Regions from separate parts of the Mus musculus genome. Here region 1 is linked to region 2. A link is a contact called in ENCODE Hi-C or POLR2A ChIA-PET data. All regions are on one chromosome and are shown on one strand. The core of a region is the stretch at or near the end of the contact, and the rest is flanking DNA. Distances in the headings are between cores, read along the strand shown. Region 1 holds the start of Fam72a (family with sequence similarity 72, member A). Region 2 overlaps Srgap2 (SLIT-ROBO Rho GTPase activating protein 2).

The links. A loop is a pair of places that touch in the nucleus more often than their neighbours do. ChIA-PET counts read pairs that join two places held with the same protein, here RNA polymerase II (POLR2A).
Region 1: POLR2A ChIA-PET joins it to region 2 with 20 read pairs in embryonic stem cell. The contact joins the promoter of Fam72a here to the enhancer-like site in region 2. A Hi-C loop is called at or near these places in 7 of 37 maps with a recorded cell type or tissue (gastrocnemius, heart and left cerebral cortex). POLR2A ChIA-PET finds 5 or more read pairs at or near these places in 4 of 5 experiments (Patski and embryonic stem cell).

Annotation. Positions count from the first base shown.
Region 1 is chr1:131,526,537-131,533,253 of GRCm38, forward strand. Fam72a (family with sequence similarity 72, member A) reads left to right here and starts at 1,367. Exons shown (of 4, transcript NM_175382.4): 1 at 1,367-2,316; 2 at 4,118-4,195. The coding sequence starts at 2,165. It overlaps Srgap2 (SLIT-ROBO Rho GTPase activating protein 2), which reads right to left and starts at 825. Exons shown (of 23, transcript NM_001081011.2): 1 at 697-825.
Region 2 is chr1:131,488,549-131,495,476 of GRCm38, forward strand. All of the region lies in intron 2 of Srgap2 (SLIT-ROBO Rho GTPase activating protein 2), which reads right to left. Among named protein-coding and RNA genes, the nearest start is that of Srgap2, 35 kb to the right of the region's middle. Within about 2 kb of position 3,994, at least 1 of the 3 ENCODE cell types and tissues checked has a DNase peak (open chromatin) inside an H3K27ac peak, as active enhancers do; it is gastrocnemius, where a contact is called at or near this core.

The DNA of each region.
Region 1 (6,717 bases), core at 117-2,616, 35 kb after region 2:
GGAAGAGCGAGCAGAGGCCGCGCGGTGCGGGAGGACAGGAAGCAGGAGGCGGGCGTGAGGTGGGGTCCTGAGGCAGGAGAGAGCCCGGGCCAGCTCGAGCCGCCCAAGCTTGGACGACCAGAGAGGGCGCCGAGAGGACGGCTTTGGGGGCGAGGCAGTGAGGGAAACCGCGGTGGACCGCTGCAACGTGAAGTGTAGGATGTTGGCAACTTTCGGGACCCGCATGAGGTTTGGGTATCAGAGTGGGTGGAGAAGCCCTGGGAGACAGACTGGAGGGCTGGACGGAGAAAGCACCCTGCAAGCCGTGAGGAACACCCCATCTTTCCGGGTCCTGGGCTGGCAGCCAAGGCTAGGAGACCAGGGACGAGACCAGCGGACCGTTACGGCGAGGCCCCTAGGTGGACCCGGCCAACCGTGTGCAAAGGGGCTGCGGGAGGGCGGTGTCGCCGCGTGAGGACCGTCCTCGGCAGTGCAGGGATGGGCGGAGAGATGAACAGTCCCGAGAAGTATTATGGGCTGCACTGGGGGATTTGGAGGGCCGGGGAGGGCGGTATGAGGACCGCGGGCGGCGACACGGCTAAGGCGGCGCCGAAAGCAGCAGCATCCGCAACGCGTCCACCCGCCCAGTCCCGGTTTGTTCAGTCAGAGCAGCAGCAGCCGGGCGTACGGGGAGGGAAGGGGAGAAGGAGCCTTTACCTGGCTCTGCCGCGACCGGTCCCAGGCCCAAGGTTCCGCTTCCCACTTAGCGTTCTCCTCCCCGCCACCCTCTTCTACGCAGTTCGGCCCCCCAGTTCCCTAAGGAGACTCCGCCAACTCCGCAAGACCCCGCCGGGAAGCTGAACCCACCCCTTTGCCAATCACCGCCCGCCTAATAGCGACTGACGGGGACTATAGCCAATAGGAACAACTGATCCATAGACGCCAGGAGTAGAGGCGGGGCTGACGAAACTTAGAGGTGTGGCGAACACTAGCTGCCTAGGCGCAGTCCTAGAGTGAGCTCCTCCCCGGCCTGTGGAAGCCTAAAGTAAAGCTGATGGGCGGGATAAAATGGAAGCGACAGCCAAACACAAACTCTCAAGAGAAGACGGGACCAATCGGACCGGGAAAGGGAGGAGGGAAGTTCAGCCAATAAATAGTAGAGAACGGCCTGGACCTTAGTGTATCCACCAATAAGAAACTCGGGGTGTGTCTTCCAAGTTCACAGGGGGGAGGGTTTAAGCCGAGCAGATGCTGGCCAATGATCTTAGGGGCTGAGCTAATATTAACCAATCAGAGAGCCGATCTGATATCGGCACCGTTACTGGGGCGTGGCCTCTGAGCTCACGTCAGGAGAAGGCCCTTGGCCTTCCAATGTGGGTCTGGGGCAAATTCTAGTCCTCCCAATCCCTGCTCGGCGCAGGCAATTCAAACTGACAGCGGGTTAGAAAAAGCAGAGAAAGCGGAAGAAAGAGCAAAACCCGGCGTGTTCGCTGACTGACTGCAGCGCGAACTGAGCCTATTCCGAGGCTTCTCCCCTCCACCTCGCTACACCGCTGCTCACTTCGGAGCGACCGCTGTGGAAGAGACCTTACGGGTTACGGGCCGCAAGTGCGAGAGCTCGGCCGGGAGAGGACGCCGAGAGCCGTGGTGCAAGGGAGAAAGCCCACGGGCGAGCTCCGAGAAGAGGGAGCGGGACGGGGCCAGAGCCCGCGTGGAAAGGGCTGAGGGGCGTTGAATCCTACGAAGAAGCCGCGTGGAGCTGAGCAAGAATTGGAGCGCTCTGCGGGCGGAGCTCGCGCTGGGAGTGGTCAGAGAGGCGAGGCTTTAAAGGGAAGAAGCCCGCTGGGAACTGGGAAATCGCCCAATTCCGGAGCCGGGGTCGGAGCTGAAGAGTAGAAGATTCTTGAAGACCAGAGAAAGTTAAACCTGTTGCGGAAGTTTCCCTTCAACTCCACTTGTCTCTCCCCACCTTGAACTCCATTTCCCTTCCCTCCCCAAGTCAAAAGGAAGTAAAATTTGCTCTTCCTACTCAATAAATACTAAGTTTCCCTTTCCACCAGGAAAATAGGACTCTCTTCCCAGTTTTAGAGCGTAGAGAACGAGAGGCCTTCCGTCTTGATTGTTAGCCTGAGGAAATCAAAGTTTCCCCTTTCAAAATTCTGCACCTCTTTCAACGTGGGACGCTATGTCTACCAACAACTGTACTTTCAAAGACCGATGCGTATCCATCCTGTGTTGCAAATTCTGTAAACAAGTTCTCAGCTCTAGGGGAATGAAGGCTGTTTTGCTGGCTGATACTGACATAGACCTTTTCTCTACAGACATCCCTCCTACCAAGTAAGTCTGACGGGTGGCCCTTTAGCTGGACAGTGGATGGCATGGGTCCCTGGGAGTCAAGGTTATCATTTGGTGTTCTAGCCACTCCCACCAGTCTGATGATTCCCTTGGAGTTTATCTAAGTGGGCAGACTGTCTGGACAAAGCCTGTGGTTTGCCCAGCGTGGTCAGTACTGAGGTCACTCTTCCAGGCCCTTAGAGTCATGTGTCTGTGCATCCCTTATGTTGACTCTTAAGGCTCAATGCCATGTCCAAACACCCTTCCTCACTGAAGCAAGTCTTTAACAGCCACTTGGAAAGAAGTGTGTAATGATTCATTTAAAGTGAAATTCATGGTTAATAAAGATAGCAAACTTGAGCATTTTAAAACATAAGGAAGTAAAACTATACATAGAGCCTCTGCACCCCTTTGAAATATTTTGTGAATTTGCTTAGGTAGTCATCATTTATTACCAAGGTAAATGAGGTGTTATTTTGTTTGTGTAGGTGCACTTGTATAACGAAATAGCAGTAGATAATAAAACCGTAAAACCAAATGTCCCAAAGGTTCTATGATCCCAATGTTGTTTTAGTTAGATATGCTCACGTAAAAATCTGAAATATTCTATCTCTTCAACATAAAACTGTGGTCATAAGGAAGTCTCAGGTTGGGTTGTTACATGTTGGAGTCTAGCATAGAATCAGGTTTTCTGTATTGCTTGTTTTTCTCTATTGGAATTATAATCACAGTGGATTCATGTGCCAAGATGGGTGTGGATCAGTGAATGCATTGATTTTTAAGATTTATCTTATTATTTTGTCACTCTGTGTACTTGTGTGTATGTTTGAGGAGGGGTGGATATGGAAGGTACTCTCCAGGCTAGAGATGGAAGGTCCTCTGGTTTGGACAGTTGTGGGCTTCATGATATGGGTGCTGGGAAGTGACCTGCAGTTCTCTGCAAGAGGAATAAATCTGCCAAATGTCTATAGTAAGCACAAATATTACCCAACTCTTACAAAATTAACTATGATTATAGTTGAGAGTCTAATTCAGCTCTGAATTTATGAAATTTGCGCCAAATCACAACTAAAAGTGTCATTGGGGTACTGTGGAAAAATCAGGGCCCTGGCTGCAGGACTTTGAGATGGTAAAGCTGCTATAGAGAAACGATTTGGTGGTTCTTCATTCAATCAGAATTACCATATGATCCATATTAATTCCACTTATAGGTATCCATCCAAAGAATTCAGATGAGCATCTTGTATTTATAGCAGCAGCACCCACAATTTAAAAGATAGAAGTCATCTAAGTCCCCACTGACTCGTCCCATAAGTGGGTGCCCAGAAGGTTGCCTTAAAGGAAAGAGATCTTGTCACACGCTGTAATGGGGTGAACCTTGAGTACATTATGCTAAATGGGACAAACCAGTAACTAAACAACAAATATGGTATGACTCTGCTTATTTGAAGTATCTGAAGAACAATAGTGATAGCTAGGAAGTGGGGAGAGGGGAAATTGGAGGTTGTTATACAGTAAGTATAGAGTTTCAGTTTTGCAATATGAAAATGGTCTGGAGAGTCATCCCACAACAGTGTGATGATATTTAATACTTTTAAACTGTACATATTTAAAAGAAAGGTGGAATTCTTGGAATATAGCTCAATGATAGCATGATTGCCTAGCATTTATAAGGTCCTGAGTTCTATCCCTACTGACACACACACACACAGTTTTTAGAGAGGACATATGACAAATTTTTATCTCATTTTAGAATTAAAAGTCTTGGTATATTTGACTGTCTGTAAACTTTTTTATCCTCCAGCACAGTGGATTTCATTGGAAGATGCTATTTCACAGGAATCTGCAAATGTAAACTGAAGGACATCGCATGTTTGAAATGGTAATTTGTGGCACTGTTGTCAATAGCCTGAGTTTGGAAGGTAGATATTGACATAAAAACCCACAGAAAGATTCTGTAGGCTGCATCAGCATTGATATAACTTAGGCGTTGAGCCATTAAAAGAGCATGTGTTTTATAGAGCTATTTTTTATCTACTTATGTGCATGGGTATGTATATGTAACATGTGTGCCATGACATTGTGAAAATTTGTTCTTTCATTCTTCCACTAGGGATGCAGGGATTGAACTTAGGTCCTCTGGCTTAGAAGCAAGATCCATCTTGACCCATTGAGCCATCTTGCCAGTCCTAGAACTATTGTTTTGAAAGAGTCTTTGTGATACTTTACAAATACGATTTGTAGCTTTTCAAAGTATATTTGCAAATATCTGCTCCCCAATAAACCTGTGCAATCTAAAAGATTAAATCAATTAATAAATTAAATCAATGGAATTTACACTCATAAAAATCAGAGAGCAAAGGAGATGGCTCCACTGGTAATGTGCTTGCTGTGGAATGTGAGGCTCTGAATTTGACCTGGATGTAGTAGCACACACTTGCAGTCCCAGCCCCCTCTGGGGATCTGGAGGCACAAGGATCTAAGGAGTTCCCTCAACACCAGCCTAGCCTAAGTGACAAGCCTAAGGCTTTAGTGAGAGACTCCTGAATAACTGAGCCCCAGAGTGACTTGTGGTTTCCACATGCATGCACATAATCACACTACTTGACCCCACATATAAATCAGATTTGAGCCCCACCCTATCCTTGTTTTCTGCATGATCTTGAATAAACCCTTTAAGCCTCTAAAGTTAGGAAACTTGTAGAGTTAGGATTTTATTTTATTTTTATTGGTTTGTTTGGTTTTAGTGTTTTAAGACAAGGTTTCTCTGTGTAGCCCTGGCTGTCCTGGAACTCAATTTGTAGACCAGGCTGGCCACTGACTGTCTCTGCCTCTGGAGTGCTAGGATTAAAGGTGTGTGCCACAATGCTCAAAATCTTTTTCTTTTGGGGGCAGGATATTACTCTGTAACTCAGGCTGATCTTGAATTCACTGTATCGCTCAGAAGAGCCCCTAATTTCTGGCAACTCCTTTGGCTCAGCCACCTGAGTGCACCAACCACCATACCAGCTCCTTATTTAATTCCTGTCCTCCCCAACTCTCCTCTCCCTCCCTCCCTCACACTCCCCACCTCACTGCTTCCCTTCATCCCTCCCTTCCTTCCTTCCTTGTTTGAAACACTGCTGCCCTGTGCAGCCAAGCCTGTTCCGAACTTCCTATACACTTAGCTTCCAATTCACACTCATCCTGCTTCCCATTCCAACCCCTAGGGTTACATGTGTGTGCCACCATGACCAGCTCTTTAATTCTATCTGAATATTTAGCTTTATAAAGATAGGAATTAAGAAGCAATCTGCATTTAGCCTCTGAAGCTGTGAGCTGGAAATGAGTGGCTGAATGTTAAAAGCTACATGGAGTGTAAGTGGAAGGTAGACGAGATCTGTTACTAATATCTCTGAAAGATGAATGAAGTTGTGTCATTCCATTACAGAGACTTTGAGAGTTACAAGTCAGCAGACTGTTAATGTGTTAGTGGCTACTTGACCTTACCAATTCAAGCCATGCTTGTATTGAGGACCTACCATGTGCCAGTTACAGCTGTCAAGACTGGAAACCCAGGATATATAACCATAAGATCAAGTTACTGATCTCTGGGCATAATATTCTAGTGGAAACATGATCATTCCAATCTGATGCTAAGATAAATAGGGTATCTACTACAGTGGGAGTACTACAGAGAAAATAACAATACATGATAAAAAATACCAGAAATTGAGAAAGAAAGTAAGAGTCGTTTTAGACATCATTATGAGGGAAGAGAGTTGAGTCCTAAGTATAAGAAGAATGTGCTGAGCAGAGGGAATAGCACGTTGCAAAGATCCATGGCAGGAAGAAATTTAACATGCCCTGTAAATATGTTAAACTGTTTGGCCAGTGGGAAGCCATTGAAGGGGTTGGCAAGGGAGCAAAATGATCTACTATAAACCCACTGAAATGTTTGTGCCATAAAACCAAGGGCTTGGTTTTGTTCATTGATGGATTTTTTTTTAACACCTAGAACAGCACCCAACATATAGTAAGTGTTCAAAAAATATTAGTTACATGGGTGAATGGATAGACAAGTGAATGATTGTAGGTAATAACTGAGTCTGTATATTCTTGCAGCATAGCCTTACAAATAGCTGGTAGTTCTGGTCCAAGAATAACTTTGATTTTCACTTACTTGCCTGCTCCCTGTGTTGTGATTGGAAGACAGGCTGGTTTTAGTTTACAATGTTCTTTGTAAGGTCTTGTGAAAGTAACTGCTCCCCAAATCTCACAGGGTACTGAGCTATAGTAAGAATGTTCAACAGCAGGGTATAAACAATTCATGGTGCAATTCACGGGCAAGCAAGTCATTCTCTGTGTTCACTATAGTTAGCGTGAGGCTTGGGGAAAGAAGCTGTAAGAATGAGAAACCTGGTG
Region 2 (6,928 bases), core at 2,744-5,243:
ATCAAAATCTATACTCTAAGACAATTGTCAAAAACTACTGCAGATAAGTAGCAAAACCACATAAACTCCCGAAGGCTGACAAGTACATTAGGAATGCTTTCATTTAACTTCTGGACCACACTGTATTTCTATCAATTTAAACCACACAAAGTATTTTTTATAGGAAGGGAAACTAGGGCTGGAGAGATGGCTCAGTGGTTAAGAGCACTGACTGCTCTTCCGAAGGTCCTGAGTTCAAATCCCAGCAACCACATGGTGGCTTACAACCATCTATAATGAGACCTGATGCCTTCTTCTGGTGCATCTGAAGACAGCTACAGTGTACTTAGATATAATAACAAATAAATCTTAAAAAAAAAAAAAAAAAAAGGAAGGGACCCTAGAGAAGGTGGCTTCCGACTAATATCTACCTCACTGCTGTTACTTTCTACATATAAAAACAGGAATAAAACCAGGCAGTGAGCCGGGCGGTGGTGGCTCACACCTTTAATCCCAGCACTTGGGAGGCAGAGGCAGGCGGATTTCTGAGTTTGAGGCCAGCCTGGTCTACAGAGTGAGTTCCAGGACAGCCAGGGCTACATAGAGAAACTCTGTTTTGGAAAACAAACAAACAAACACAGAAATAGTCTAAGTTGGATTTAGGTGAGGAGAGTCACCCTGTTTTATTTTTTGGGTATTGTTGCAACTGCTGTCCTGATCAAGAGGCCTGAAGTTTCTTACGTTCCCTTCTGGTGATAATTTGCCTTATCTGCAGGCTTCAAAAGTGTGGATAGACAAAAGACCTCAACTCTCTTAAATTCAGCTCAGAACCAACCTTGGAATAGCAATTAGGAAAATCACTTCTATCATTCTGTCTCTCAATGCAGCCTTTCCACTTTCTGCCTAACTCCCAACCAAGCGCCCGCCCTAAGACCCACACTACTGTTTGTCTTGGCATCATCAAATGGCTGGATCATGCACATCTAGGCTGCCAAAGCAACGGGAATTTTACATGGGCCCTGCCACAGGGATAACCCTGAAAGGAAAGTGACAAAGTCTAATGTGCCACACCAGCTTACTTCCACTGCCTCTTTGGCTTTACTTCCCTTGAACCAGAAGCTGAATCCAAATACTCTGCATAATATCTGGCCCTGAGGATTCTTTTCATATTCTGAAATCAACTGGGTACCTACCCTGGCTCCCAGCAAACCTGAAGCAAGAGTAGTTTCTCCCTTTAGACAGTCTCCGAGGACATAAGGACCCTTTTCACTCTGTCCAGAAGGACCTCAGACCCTTAAAATGAAGCAATACCACTAGAAAAATAAACAGTACCAATTATTTGAATGTTCAAGGGTTAGACCTTATATTATTACATCCTCACTGGCTCCTAAAGACTCCTCATCTATACACGGGAATAATAACACAACATGCCTTGCTGTATTTTCATTCATGGTCATAGAGATTAATATATCATATAGCACAGTGCCTAGAACATAAATAACTGCCTAACAAATATTAATGGTTATTGATATTATTTTTACTATATTTATTCTAAGAATGAGAGGCAGCTATTACTAAGAGATGATCTCCCTATAATGTGTGGTTCCAACCCATGTATAAAAGACCCACAGTTTTCTCTCAGCTTCTCTTGCAAGCAAAAGGAAGTGGTCTAACAAGACTCCTAAACCATAAAGATTCTCATGGCTTTTCAGTATCTTATATATATTGTGCTACATACACAGCAAAAAAAAAAAAAAAAGCTGTTAAACCAACTATGTATATAATGTTGTACTAAGTGTGTATGTGTGTGTAGCTATGTTTGTGAATGTTGTGTACACACATTCATACATACAACCATATACATATAGTTAAGATATATTCATATACAAATGTGTGTATATACAGACACATATACACTGAGATATTTGCTAATATGTCTCTTTATTGCGTGTATGTGCTCACATGCACTCCAAACAAACAGGCTACATACTTTGCTAGTGCCAGTAGTTCATAGGCATACCCATTAATTACATATTAACTCATATTAACCAATTAGCAATGAATTAAAAAAATATTAAAATAAAAATAAAAAGGTAAGGGGCTAGAGAGATGGCCCAGCAGTTGCAAGCACTGGCTGCTCTTCCAGTGAACCTTGGTTCAATTCCCAGCACCCACATGGAAGCTCACAACTGTGTGTAACTCCAGTTCTAGAAAATCTGACTTCTTTTCTGGCCTCTGTAGGTACCAGTTACACAAGGGGCACAGGCAGACGTGCAGAAAAATCACCATAGATATTTTTTAAAAAAAGCTTAATGCTTTGCAAAGATTCAATGAGACAGGTATTTTTAAATACTGCTGCTGAATTAGGTAAGCAAGACAGCAATAAAAAAGGACAGTGGTAAAACTTAGAAATCTGGACGCATTCTGCATTTCACTGTTCAAATATATTTAATAACTTATTTCATTAAAAAAAAGCCTTAGGAGGTTGATGCAAAGGACCAGGGGCTCAAGGTCAGTCTGAGTTACTTAGTGAGACCTTGTCTCAAAATAGTAAAATGAAAAACAGCTAGGGATATTCCAATGGTACAGTTCTTTTTCTGCACATTTGAGATCATAGGTTCAAACCCAGAAAACGAAAGAGTGACAGACACACACCACTAGCCTAACTGCCCTAGATAAGATGTCTCTAATACACTTCCATGTTTCTCTTAAGTTGATAGCAAAATGAGGTTATGTCCCTTAAACAAAGCCAATTATGTAGCAGAGAAAAATTACCTGAGACATATTAAATACCTCACATAGTTTTAGTACAGGTAAAAAATACTGAATTTTGGCCCTATTCCAGAGACTGAGATGCTAATGTCTGTAAAAAAGAATCTGTACACTGACTCCTGGCAGCCTGTACTAAGTGTTAAGGTTTGGCCACATGTGAAATGACCTCTGCTATTTAAAAACATCTCAGGTGAAGTAGAAAATCTATAAGTACCCAGAGAGAGAGAGAGAGAGAGAGAGAGACAGAGAGAGAGAGAGAGAGAGAGAGAGAGAGAGAGAGCCCTTCCCAAGCCCCTTTAGTGTCACTTAAGATAGTTGTGCTGGTTTACAAGGAATGCTGGATGTCCACACTACGTAACAAGAATCCTATACTGAAACTGAGGCACCATTATTTCTCACCAGAGCTATCTGCTATCGTGACGCTGTCAGTCAAGGGAGGCAGTACAGAGACTTGTATCAAGGGAAGTGTATACTAGCAGAAAGCCCTGTGTGTAAAGGGGGCTTCAAAGGAGTTTCAGTCACCCGACAAAGCCATTACAGCAAATATTTAACACACAGAGGTTCACACTGGTGGAGAGGAGAGAAACAACTACTGCTACCCCCTTTTCCCTTTAAACAAAAGGTTTGAGAGAATAGAAAAAAGAAGAAACTAGAAAGGGCCACATATGTTAGAAGGTTGGTTTAATCTTTACCTTTATGGCAAGGTAATTTTACAAGCACCATTTAACTTTCTCACTAGACACAAAATAGAGTAAGTCGGTTAATGCCTTCATTCTACACTTCCAACTCGACAAGCACTTGTTTCTTCTCCAGAAAATTAAATTGATTCTCACAAAATGATACCCAAATGTGTGCTTTCAGAAGCAGATCCCAAAACAGATGGGATTCTCAATGGGAGGATGTAAAGACATTTCCCATTTCAATTTGAAGTTAAGAATTGGTGGGTTTCATTTTCTTCATTAGGGGTGGGCCTAAATGACTTCCAAACTCCCTCTCCACCTTCGACTACGTGATTTTAAAAGAACAAAAGGAAAAGATTTTCAATTATAACCGTCAGATTTTAAACCAAGCATTAGCAAGAAACTCTGACTTGAGAACTGTCAATCAGTGGAAAGGATTTCAAAATAGTAGAATCTTCTTCCCCAGACACAGTTAAAAATAGTCTAGACAGCCATCTGTCTTGGTGGGGTGCAGCCGTTCCAGAAAGAGGGCACCAGAACAGAACCCGCTGTCCACCCAGGGTGTCTGTGAAGAAGGGATAGGGCTAAGCAGCACAAAGGAAGGGACAGAAGCCCATAGCAACCCAGGGACAGCTGCAGAAAAGGGAAGTGGCAAAGACTTCCTGTGGAAAGAGAAGACTTAGATTGCAGGGAGGACAGAATAAAGGAAACAAACAGACAAGACAAAAACAAACACTAAACAAACACATGAAATAACACCTAACTCTGAGATCTATGTGGATGTTTGAACCAACCTGCTTGCTACTGACAGCAGCTCTGTCTGGTCCAGCGGATAAGAAGCTCGGCCACAGCTCCTTGAGGAGTTATTGTTCCCTTCTCTAGTTCCCAAAGAAGGGTACACATGAAGCCCAAATGAAAACCAGGAACTGTCTAATAAATTCACAATCTCCCTGAGTAACCAACAGTACCTACAGAGTATCTCTGGGAAGTTTCCCTTTAAAATCCAGGGCCTCCTTTCTTCTCCCTGCTACCTGCATTGGCTATTTGTGCTCCAAGCTCCCCTGCCATCTTTACTATTTCTTTCTTAATATTTAATATTTCTTTCATTGTTATAGAAACAATATGCTCTCTTGGAGTATGGAAAGAGATGAAATGTTCCTGGACCATTGGAAACATAACTCCAGTGGGAAATGAAGAAGAAATCACTGCAATAGCCTGTGACCTCTACAAAAGTAGACCTGTCTTTTTTGCCTGCAAAAATGATCAACCATTTGCTCTCTCTCTCTCTCTCTCTCTCTCTCTCTCTCTCTCTCTCTCTCTCTCTCTCTCTCACACACACACACACACACACACACACACCTTCTCTGTGCAGTTATCCCCAATGTACACATGTGGTGCTTTAAACTACTTTGTTCTTATCACCACTGTGTCTTCCTAAAGCACAACGGAGTCAGTACACAGACTTCTGAGAACCAAGCTTTACTGATAGAAAAAACACAGGAAGCCAACTCTTTTCATGTCTCCATAATACAAAAAGTTCCTACAGCGGGAAAGAGGGCAGTGAGGTCAAAGAGTCAATATCAGAGATTCACCAAGTCAATGTAGCCAGCTCACTAAAGAGGAAAGCAAGGAATGGCCACCAATTGTTGACAGTCAGACTCAAGGGAGTACAATGAAACCAGTACCTCAGGTTCTCTACAAAATATTATTTCTGATTGTTGCCAGCAAGGGAGAAACCTGAAGCTGAAGCATTAGTCTGTTTTGTTGCTGTTTTACTGTTCTCAGAGTCAGAGAAATGTGTAAGCTAACTAGAAGAAAATTCATTCTGTAGGGACCAAGAGTAAGGTGAGTGAGTCCTTACAGTGGCAATCTGAGTCTATTATTACCTTGTAGATGGGGCTTCACCTTAACAAAAGGTACCAAATAGGAAATGATGGCTAAAAAGATGGGTCCAGAAAACTCAAAGAGCCCCAAAACAAATGAAGGTGATAACCTTCATAGCACAGAGATCCCCAACACCCAGAATTAGTTACCATATGGAAGCAAACCACACCTAGAAAAGTAAAAACTGCATTCTGAGTTACTTTCTGTGAACATTATAGAGGTTTAGCTAAAGTATTCATATCTTCGCTTTGCTAGGAACAAGGCCAGCATACTGACACATAACAGCTCTAGGAGCAGTTATGGTCCAGGGCCAAAACCTTCTGGGAAGAAAAACCTCTGATTCTCTGCAATGTTCAAGATTCTATGACCAAACTCCAGGACTATGAGAACAGCACATTGGAAAGTGTCTGTCCTCACTTACAACCTTATGGACACAGAGCAAGGGCTTTTCTAGGACCTGCTTTACATAGCTATGAAACCGAAGGTTTGCTCATTTGTCAGAGCTGGGATCTTTAAAGCCCTTGGGATTCAGTCACCTGATATGGAATTCAGACTAATTAAGGCCCCAGGGTGCTGCAACTAAGCAGCAGAGAGCAGGTTTCCAAGGAGGAGGCTGAATAGACATACAGAAGTAGAACATCCTCTAGAGGTCATCTTCTCCACCAGCCCACCACTCTCCTCCAACACTCTGCAGGCTACAGGAAAGCAAGTGCAGACAATGAGTGGGTGTCCAGTTTCTCAAGCTCACCTGGAAAGAAGCCACATTATCTTTCAATGCCCCGAAGCTGCAAAACCTCCAAGGAAGAACTCAATAGTATAACCACCCCACTAGCTTCCTATTCAGTCTCATAATTCAACATGATGAACCTGGCACACTGCCAGCCAGGACTGCTCCAGAAAGATACAGATGAAAGATGTTAAATCAGAGTATGGGAGTGCGAAAAGAACACTGGATGAGGCAACAAAACAATGAACAAAGGGAAAAGAAGCATTAGGGTGTGTGTGTGGGGGGGGGGGGATGACACAAATGTTCAATATGTAGTTAGAACATATCCTAGTGAAAACTTGTTGAACTTTAAGTTTAAAAGGTTATGCTTGAGAGAGAGAGAGAATCACATACATTTCAATAAAGTTGGTTGGATGGTTGGTTGGTTGGTTGGTTGGTTGGTTGGTTGGTTGGTTTGGAGACACAGGCTTCCTATGTAGCCCAGGCTAGCCTGGGACTCTAGATCCTCCCTCTTTAGACTCCTGAGTGCTGGGATTACAGGTATGTGCCATGGTACTTGGCAATTAAGTTGTTTTGAAAAGAACTAGGTGTCCTACATTCTACTCCTACCCTTACTACTTAACTTGTCAGTGTCACTTAGCCTAATGCTTCAGTTTTCTCACCTTTTAAAATGAGACTAATAATTTCTGTAATGAAATAATACATATAACCTCATTTTTATTTTTAAGATTGATGTGTGTGGACAAATGTGAATGTGCATGTATATGTGCATGTGTGTCTGTATAAACACATAGAGGACAGAGGACAAGCCTGAGTGCCATTCTCAGGAACACTGACCACTTTCTTTGAGATATAGTCTCTCATTGGCCTGGAGCTCATCATCAAG